2 separate regions of the Mus musculus genome follow, and region 1 is linked to region 2. A link is a loop called in an ENCODE intact Hi-C map of the cell type or tissue named here. Cell type or tissue: left cerebral cortex. All regions are shown on one strand.

Region 1 (5,000 bases), 160 kb before region 2:
CCTCCTTGGAGCCTGTCTCCAGGGAGTGAGCAGTTGCAGGCAGCTTCTGAGACCCAGTCCTTCTAGACCCTTCTCCCTAAAGGTACCCCACCACACCTCATGAAATAAGGGCTCCAGAAGAGCAGAGCCTTCAGCCTGCCCAGCTACCTTGCCTTGGAACTTGTGTTCCGGAAACATGAAGGCCTGCTGCTTGCCTATTGGGACAGATGTCCACTGCATTCCCTGCCCCTCTGGTTCCTTCCCTAGGAAAATGGAAAGCTTTGACGTCGTCTCAGTCCACCATCACAGAACTTTTTGTTTTCTCTCTGTTAGGCCTGTCTCGTCCCCATTAAAGGTCTAGACTGCAGCCTGTATTCTCTCAGGTTCACCAGCCAAGGAAGGCTCTAACCTGCCATGCCTTAGGGCTAGTTCAGGAGAACATCCTGGCATCCTGTTCTGTAGAGCTGTGTAACTCTTAAGGGTAAAGTAGCTCTGTGTTGCCAAACCATGAATGAATGAGAACAACTGCTGATAAGGCAGGTTGAATTGGCATTTGCTGCATCTTGAAGATTGGATGCACAAGCACCTTTACATACACAGAGACTACCGGAATCAGTTTCTTCTGTGTTGACATCCTTGCATTCCCTTGTTCCTTTTCCTCCTTCACCCAGCAAGGAAAACAGAACAGAACAAAACAAAAACCAGGCTAGATGTCCCTGTCTGTAATTCCAGCACTCAGGAGGTATGAGGGTCAGGAGGTCGAGGCTTCATGAGACCTGCCTCCAAAGGCAAACAGTTGAAAAGAGGCTTAGTGACTAAGGAGACCCCCGTGTCTGCCTCAGTGATCACTGGCTACTGGATATGAGAGGTGGTTATGGGTGTTCACTGTTCTGGACTCCTGCATTAAGTAAACCATATGGCAGTCTGAAAAGCTGGTACATAATCTTTCATTTTGGCACTTTTCTGCCACCTACAAGCTAGGTCCTGTTAGATCCAAAGTGGCAGCACTCGGCTCTCTTAGTCATTGCTTTGAATTGTAAACAAACATAGCATGATCTGGCGTTGTCACCAGCCAGCATGTCTCAGTAGCCACTCAATTAATACTTGTGAGGCCCAGATGAGGGATGCCCCTGCCAACTGCCATCTCTTAACAACAGAACACTATCAAAAGGTAATTTGAAAGTTTCTTCAGGAAAGGGAAGGCACCGAGCTGAAAGCACCAGAACGTGCGTACCTTTCCCCAGTGAAGAAGAGTACAAAAGAAGTCTAGCTCCAACTCCTAGGAACGCTCCTTGCTGCAAACACCTGGCCACTTCCCAGTTTACCATTGAGTATAAAAATAGCAGTGTTTGTATTTCAGATCTGATTCTTCCCAGGATTCTGGAGGACAAGGAACCACTGAGGGGATCCATATTTTGCTGACTCTCCTGAACATCTTGGGCCAAAACCTATTTCTTCTGTTTGTCTGTGGACTTTGTTTCACTTGGACAGCTCTGGTCTGCAAGAAACAAAAAATTACTTAGAGATGATCCTTGCAAACCAAAGGTTCCACTATTATGAGCCACAAAAACATTTTGCCAATTTACTTTTTCCCCAAGAGGTTCACAGCTTACAAAAGAAACTGCAAAGCACTCTTCAGTATGAGGTTGCTAACAAGACTTAGATTCACAATGAAGTTCATAAGACTTCATCAAACCGTCCTTCCACCATACTAAGTAATAATCAGAAAAGGCGAGCTTATCAATCTGATGACACTCCCGATAAAGTAAGGTGGTAGTTTAAACACACCAAAAGGATCCAAAAAGGTAAGGATGCAACGAAGAGCACCCGCGGTAAACACTGGATACGGATTTGGGAGAGCTGAAGCTTACTAACTTAGACTTGTCAAAACTGGATCCAGAGTGAGTGCTTAGAATCAGAACCATACAACAAAGTAGTAAATGTGGGTCCCTTCCTTGTGATATGTTTAAGGAGATCATTAGGTTTGTGTATTAGAAGTGCATCTCATTGTGGCATGGCTCTGCCCATCAGGAGGACTACAACTCCCAGCAACCCATGCCCATCTTAAAGTACTACAACTTCCAGTAACTCATTGCCCTTATGTAGCCTCTTCAGTTTCAAGGTGAATTGGCCAGTCTCACAACTTAGTCTTCTCATCTGTAGGTGAGGTAATATGAGGACAACATGACACAATGTAGGTCAAGTTAGTATAGGGCTTGACATGTAGTCATTAAGGATTTGTAGTTATTACTGAATGAAGAAAAAAAAAGAATAAAAGGAGGGCATGGTATACTAGGTACGGTAGAGGAGAAGTCTTATGGTAGATAGGAGGGAGAGTGCAGACAGAGGCATCAGGGAGAGAGTCCATAGTGGACATGACCAGCAGACTGAGGTGGATCATGTGAGGAGAAGTGAGAAGGAAGAAGAGGGATAGAGAGGAGGGAGCTTGGAGCAAGAGGCCAAAAGGGCTGGTGTAGCCAAAATGGCTGGATTCTATAGGGAAGAGCAGCTAGGGGAAGGGCAGCCCAGCCCTTGGGCTGCAGAAGTTTAGGGTAGAGGGCAGAGTATGCCAGCCAAGAGGACCCTGTAACAGGGACTGAGGGATGCTGGGAGAACCTGGCCACCAGATCCAGTTTGATCCAGTTAAATCAGCGCCTCAGCTCTTTGTCCCAGGTTTGAGACCTAACAACTACTCTAACTTCAGCTGCCTTGTACACTTGGACTGTAAATATTTGTAATTGACTTGTGTAATGAAACACTTTTATTACAGATAATCTCATTTTATTGCCAAGCACACACACACACAAGAAGAGAAACTTGCATTAGGGGATCCACCCACCGCCTTTTTTTTAAAGAAAAGTTCTCATGATGCAGCCCTAAATGTCATGGGATGCTCTACATAGACCGGGCTAACCTCAGACTCACAAAGCTATATCTGTTTACGCTGCCCATGTGCTGAGATTAAAGGTATGGACCACTATGCACTATGTATATCTCATTCAGAATATCTCACTGTCTTGCAAACCTGAGGGTGTGTGTGTGTGTGTGTGTGTGTGTGTGTGTGTGTGCATATCATACCAGTGATCCTCATTCTTGACCTATCAATTTGGAAGATATAACAACCACGAGCCTTAACTCAACTGGAGAGAACTGTAGAAAACACGAGTCAGTTTTCTAGTGTTGTGTGCTGGGATCCCCTCAATCTCTCCAACTGCAAAAACAAAAGAGTTGCTAGAGAACAATTTGTTCTCTGAGCTCCGCACAGCAGAGGAAATACAGGAGGAGTGGGGAAATTGTGTTGGGAAAGTCATAAGCCACCTTTTTTAGGGCGGGCGAGATGACTCAGCCAGAAGGGTGCTTGTCATCAAGCATGACAGCCTGCGTTCAATCCCTGAGATCCACACAGTGGAAGATGAAAACTAACTCCCACGAGTTGCCCTTTGACCTCAACATGCCTGTTCCCTCCCTCTACAGGAATAATAAATGTAATTATAATTTTTAAAGAAGGTCTGTTTTCAGGTCCTTGGGCAGGGGGGCAGGGAATTGCTACAGAAGTTAAATACTTCAGTTACATAAGAATTTTTAAAAATAAATGTTACTGGTCTACTTGTGTGCCAAAAACAGCCATCCAAAGAGAGGAACAGCAAGCTTCTGCATTCTGAGGCTTGAAAGGAGGCCAGACCATGCAGAAGGTAAAGGCGTGCACGGTGAATCCTCAACACATCTCAGCAGCCGAGTGCTATTACCATCATCAGGAAGGAGAGACAACCGGATCCAAATTCCATTTCAGCCACCTGTGTGACTCTACAAGTTTTAATTTTTTCTTACACTTATTATTTACTGGGAGACATGTACACGGTGGCATCCTACATGTGTGGAGGCCAGAGTGTGTGACTAATTCACTTTGCAGTGATCATCGTCGTCACTGCCACTACCACTAACAGTGTCTTGGTGACCATTTTCAGACTTACTCATCAATAAGACTTCCGGGGTACAATATTCAAAATGCCTTCCCAAATGTGCCAGGGATCTGAAAGTCTCCCTTTGGGAATATAGTGTGCAGTGGAGTCTCATTTCCTGAGAGACGAAACTTCCATCTTAGCCCACTTCCATCTTAGCCCGCACTTGGGAATCGAAAGCATGCAAAATCATGCCCAGGTTTCTTGGTCTTTCACTGTCAGTCTCTTAAATATGATAGGATGGCTGAGCATTTGGAAAAAGGGTGAAATTTCAGAGTAACACCCCCCACCCAAATACCATAAGAAACCTTGGTAAGGGACTATAATATGGAACTATAGAGCTGGCTCAGTGGTTAAGAGCACATACTGCTCTAACAGAGGACCACCATTGGGTCCCAGCACCCACGCTGACTCACAACTGCCTACACCTCCAGCTCTAAGGGATCTGATGCCTCTGTAGACACCTATACTGTTGTGCACACACACAAAGAATATGAAATCTTATAAAGAATCATGTTACCCTCACAGGAGAAAACACTGCATCGTGTAAGGGGGTAAAATGCAACTTTTAAAAAGAGCTCATGGAAACTGAAATATGGGAGAAAAATTATCTATTCAAAATAAAAATTAAAAGAGTTAAGAAGACATAAATGGAAAGCTAAAGTAGGGAAAAATAAAAAAATTAGAAGATTAGACTGGAACAAGAAAATGAACAGAATTGAAAGCTGATTGGAAGGACTGCTGAGGTGCCTTTGAGAAAAACAAATTAAACCCTGAGAGAAAAAGAAAAGCAGAGATTTAAAAAAGAGAGCTAGAGGGGCTGGGGTATAACTGTGTTAACAGGGCTCTCACCAGACATGTACAAGGCTCTGGGTTCCAGCTGACACAGGTAGTTTGCAGGGATAACTTAGTAACCTGGGACCCTCCCACCCAACACCTGCAACAAGTGATACACAAACCTGTCTCCAGATAATGTAGCTGATCACGCTGTGCCTTAGCAACCCCTAGTTACTTCCTTTTTGTGACCAGACACATCCTGGAACATAGTCTGAGATTTGAGGC
Region 2 (5,000 bases):
ATTTCCCTGCAGGCAAAGGCATAGAACAATAGTTCTGCACGGCAACAGCTGCTTTGTTATGCTTGAGGTAGGAATTGTGTTGATGGGCAATGTAAACTAAACAACTCTCCCGCTGCATTTGAAGAGATCTTGACAGCTCGAGTCTCACAGGTCTCTGTTTTGTTCCTTGAAGAATCCACACTGTGAAGAACTCGTGGTGCAAACATATTGGGTCCCTGGGAAAGTGTCCCTGTCTGGGGACTCACGTGATGGGGATGTATTGCAGCCTAGTTCTGAAGGCTGGAACGCCAGGATCTCGGGGTCAGCAGGGCTGGACTCCTCCAGGGCCTCTCTCTTTGGCTAGTGGGGTGTTCTAGTTGCTTCTCTTGTCTCTTCTCATGGCCATCCCTTGGTGTGTGTCCCTGTGTCCCACTCTCCTCTTATGGCCACAGTGGTCACTTGGGGCTGTGGCTTACCTAGATGACCTTGGTTTACTTGGTTACTTCTTAAAAAAAAAAAAAAAACTTCAAATATAGTCACATTCAAAGTTCTGGGAATTAGGACCTAATATAGGATTTTGTATTTGGATCTGAAATGTCCCCCAAAGGACCTTTTACTTGATATTATTTAACAATGGTGAAAATCCATTAGTTGATATAATGATCTCTCTCTCTCTCTCTCTCTCTCTCTCTCTCTCTCCATGGCTAGGAGACAAGCACCTTACTTTACCAAAGTCTTCCTCATTATATGCTAATTTCACTAAGCCTAAAAACCAACTGACCATAGCCAGAAAGTTTCAAGATTGTAAACCTGAGTAAATCTCTCCCTCTCCCTCCCTCTTCTCTCTCTCTCTCTCTCTCTGTGTGTGTGTGTATGTGTGTGTGTGTGTGAGAGAGAGAGAGAGAGAGAGAGAATGAATATGTGTGTGTTATATTGGAATCCTGTACTTTGAGCATGTCAAGCACATGCCCTACCTAATCATTATATTCCTAATTCCCTTTTTGCTTTATAATTTTATTTGTCACAGGTATTTGTTACAGTACCAAAAAAAGCTAACATACACATTGAGGGACATAATCCAGTCCATAACAGTGGGGCTGGCCCTTGGCATAGGGTATCTGTCCAGTTGATGAAAACCTCCTTTGTAGTTTCCAAACTATGAACTTTATCCCGAAGCTTATATTTTTCATCTTCATTTACTTTCCAAAGCCAGTTTTCAGTTTTCCCCATGGCTGTCTCTGGTGGGATGGGAGAGAACGACCCTGACCTAAAGACCATAAAGAGGTCATATCTGGCCTCCATTCATGCTAGTGATGAAGGAGCTAGAAAATGTTTCACTGAATCAATGGTAAATAACTCCAACCTGAACCAGACTAGCACGCCTGTGTGATGGCTCCCAGGTTCCTAGAACAGGATGGCAACCTGAATTGTCACACAGCTATGTCAAATAGAACACTGTGTGGTGGTGAGAATGTTCATATCTGTCCCACACAGTGGCTACTCACCCTGTATCACTAGAGTATCCATGGGGCTGGATTTCTGATTTTAAGCCATTGCCAAATCAATGGCTATACATGGATAGATGTTATCGTCTTGGACGACATAGTCCAAGGGCAAGGATAAATAGGCACAGCCCTGGTACTTGCCGATTCTGTAGAACTGGGGCACCAGAGCACCACCCCTCCTACGACAGCCACTCTACATCCTCTATTAGCTTGAAGTGGCCTTTGGAGAAAGAAGCTATCACAAACGTTGGCTCAAGTATTCAGTCCCTGCCACTAGCTTCAAGTTGGGGTGCCCATAAAGAGATGGCTTGGTTTATTGCCTTGGATACAAAAGTCTCCAAGAGACCAGATGAGCATAGCTAGGAATGTTCTTAGCCACAGTGGAAAAGTTCCTGACTATGAAAGGTGTGCCTGTGGAAATATTAACCTGGAATATTGGTTGATAGCAATTTTGAGCCCACCATGGACCCCTTTTCAGGAGCTTTGCTGAGAGTGCAAGCTAGAGAACTCGGGGCTTGGGTTAAAATAGATGCAGTCTACGTTCCTTATTCCTTACTCATTGTTTTTAGCATTGCTTCGTAAAGCCCCATACTATGAGCAGTTAAGTTCTGTGGAGAATCAAGTCGCTCTTGCTCACAGTGGTTATCATGCCCCAGGCTCTGGGAAGCTCAGGTAGGCCAACCATTTTTATTTGTTACTTCACAGAGGTAAGCAGGGTAGGAGTTACCCAAGACAATGAAGGTAGCCATTACCTTTCGTCAGGCTAAGTATATAATTTCCCCAGTGATCCTCTGAGTAATAACAAAAACTTATGTGAGGTACATGTAGTGTTATATTCCCTGGGGCTTAATATGGCTCTCAGTAAAATTGATTTTCTGAAATCTTGCAATATACCTCATCAAACTAAATGAAACCTGCACTGCTTTTATAAGAAGTGATTGGATTTCGTGTGATAAATTAACCCTCACCGTCAGAGAGGTGCTGGGGAATAGGATGGTTCATTTCAGCCCCCATAGAGACCGTCCAGGATTTTAATTTTTTTCTACAGGACTTCATTCAATTCCCTCTGGGATTGGAAGGAGGTCTCACCCAACCCAGAATCTCCTAGGATTTAGCCAGCACGGCTGAAAAGAATTTCTGTCTTTATACTAAGGGGTATTGCTGACTTCTGAGGTCAGAGGTGAGAGGTGATGCCACACAGGGAATTTTGGAGAGTTCTTAGGGAAATAGGTCTCGTGAAATGGCAGAAGAGGGCTTTATCCGAGAGCAAGATCACATCTCTCCCCTCTGCAACACAGCCAGCTTTGTTGGGAGGTGTGTGGTACCGCCTTGCCTGCTCTTTAAGCTTTATATATTGTTTGTATATTCATAACACTTCTTGGGTGGCTGAAATCAGCTTTGCAACTCGGAGAGAAAACGCCTGGCTATCTGAAACAGAACATTCTCTCTGTAAATAAGCACGGGAATCGTGCCTTAAGCGACCCAAGGGGGACATCTTCTTTTGGAAGGGAAAAGTAAGTATGATTGGGCTTTGATTCAATCCATCCCTAGGAGACGGTTCCTAGGGTTCCTTTTGCAGCCTGAGAGAAATCACTCCAAGCAAATCCAAGGGAATGACAGGGTCTTCTTCTGTCGGGGTGGTCAGAATCTATTAGGCACAAGAACACAGCTTTCTATGACGATACTGAAATCCAAGGGCTATTGTGCATCATGGGCCCGGGCAATGCATAGCAGCCCTGCTTACTTGGCTGTCCCTTCATGCAGACAGCATGCTGCTCAAAATCTGACTCCCTTCAGTATGGTGGGCTTGATAAGAGCAGGCAGACCTTCTGAGTGTAGAAATAGATGAGGCTCAGTCTGGACAAAGGCCATTGCTTCTGTCCCTGATCTAGCTCGGAGCATGTTGATTCTGGGTCCATATGCACTCATACCATAAGTATATTATGAAGGTCAGAGGTCAACTTTATAGAGTTGGCTCTATCCTTCCAACTTTATGTGGGTTCTGGGGCTCAAACTCTGATCATCAGACCCTGCGAGTGGCTTTACTCACTGAGCTATCTTGCAGCCTCTTTATTTTCTTTATTAAAGTAACAATCAAAACATGGTGACATGCAGTTGTCCTGGTCTGCCTCCCTTCTTATTTGCCTGCATTCTTAGTGCACGACCTGGGTGCTAAACATATGAAGTGCTCAGGGAAACCTGGTTGAAAGAAAAAGAAGATAGAGTTCACTGAGGCCAGCCAAGAGGCAAATGGCTGCCTTTAGCAGTTATGTGGAAGCTAGGGCAGATTCCTATCTGGGTCACAGGGCCAGGTCACCATGTTCCTTCTGTATGGAATCTCTTCCATGTACTGCTGAGGCATGACCATTTTCTATTTGGTTTTGTATTACCCTGTCTAGACCTGGAACGTGAACCTCGGTCCCTGAGCCCTGGCAGGTTTGGTGCAGATCCTAGATTCCCTTGAGATCCAGTTCTCATTTCATCTTAAACAGAGAAAACGGGGGCAGGAGCTTGGACTGTGAAATTCTTGCTTCTTAAGAATGAGGACATGCTGACACCCCTCCTCCACCTCTGAAGGCAGTATAGAAGCATACATTTTTAGTTTCAGCTTGGGGAAGACAGAGATGGATAGATCCCTAAGTTTGCTGGCCAAAGAGTCTACCCTATATATTGAGGTCCCAGCCAGTGAGAGACCCTGGCTCAAAAAAAAAAAATAAAGATAGATAAGACCTGAAGAAGGATTCTTGAGGTCAAACTTTACCCCTCCTCCCAGTGCATACATGTGCACTGTACCTGTACACACACACGCACGTGCATGAAACCCCCCAACACTATAAAATAAAGAAGATAAATCTAGGGAACTGTTGTGACCTAGCGGTTGCAATCTCTTATTGTTTTCCTTTGACCTCAGGATGCTGAAGAATACAGGCATGTGTGTGCATGTGTGCACATGTGTGCACATGTGTGAGAAGGTGGGGGAGTAAACTGGAACACAGTTCCTTTCTTTGTGGTTGCAAAGAGCACCTTCTAAGAGAGCTCTGACCCTTCCATAACATGCTAAATGTTCATTTTTATTTAGTTTCTACTTTCTTCGTATTGCAGCAAGAATCCTGGTTTCCAACTTTCACTTCTATAAATAAGGGCATTTAAGAGAATTGCAGGGTATTTATATCCTCTCTAGCTTCTGTTCTATCTCACAAGAGCACATTATTCCAGGAGATGCCTGTGCTCCCATGTTGCTCCAGAACGTGAAAAAAAGAGGTTTCCTAGCATTGAGGACGACCTAGAGTTGGATGCCCACTGCTGAGACATCACTTGGCCCAGATGTGTCCAGATGGGCTGTGTTGTTGGTCTTTATTGCCTTGATGAGCTGATTTTAGAGACACGCTCAGTGGGCTGTCACCGTGGCTGTGAGACTCTGACAAAGGTCCTCAAGAACCTGTTTCCCAGATCTGCTGTTGCATCTGTAGAATTAACTCCCCCTTTTACTGGCCCCGACCCTGGCTTTGGATGTGT

The links. A loop is a pair of places that touch in the nucleus more often than their neighbours do. Peaks named below come from ENCODE experiments on the same cell type or tissue, not always from the same donor. Only the 100,000 strongest peaks of a DNase experiment are listed, where the experiment ranks them.
Region 1: it touches region 2 in a loop (4-fold over the local background); 4 of 42 quality-filtered maps call a loop at or near these places.

Annotation. Positions count from the first base shown.
Region 1 is chr3:84,981,898-84,986,897 of GRCm38, forward strand. No RefSeq gene overlaps it. Among named protein-coding and RNA genes, the nearest start is that of Gm30944, 39 kb to the right of the region's middle. In left cerebral cortex, no CTCF peak of the experiment used is centred here; DNase peaks (open chromatin) are centred at 146, 470, 962, 2,677 and 2 more places; H3K27ac peaks cover 4,914 bases.
Region 2 is chr3:85,140,600-85,145,599 of GRCm38, forward strand. No RefSeq gene overlaps it. Among named protein-coding and RNA genes, the nearest start is that of Gm31096, 21 kb to the left of the region's middle. In left cerebral cortex, no CTCF peak of the experiment used is centred here; DNase peaks (open chromatin) are centred at 3,044, 4,021 and 4,691; H3K27ac peaks cover 2,917 bases.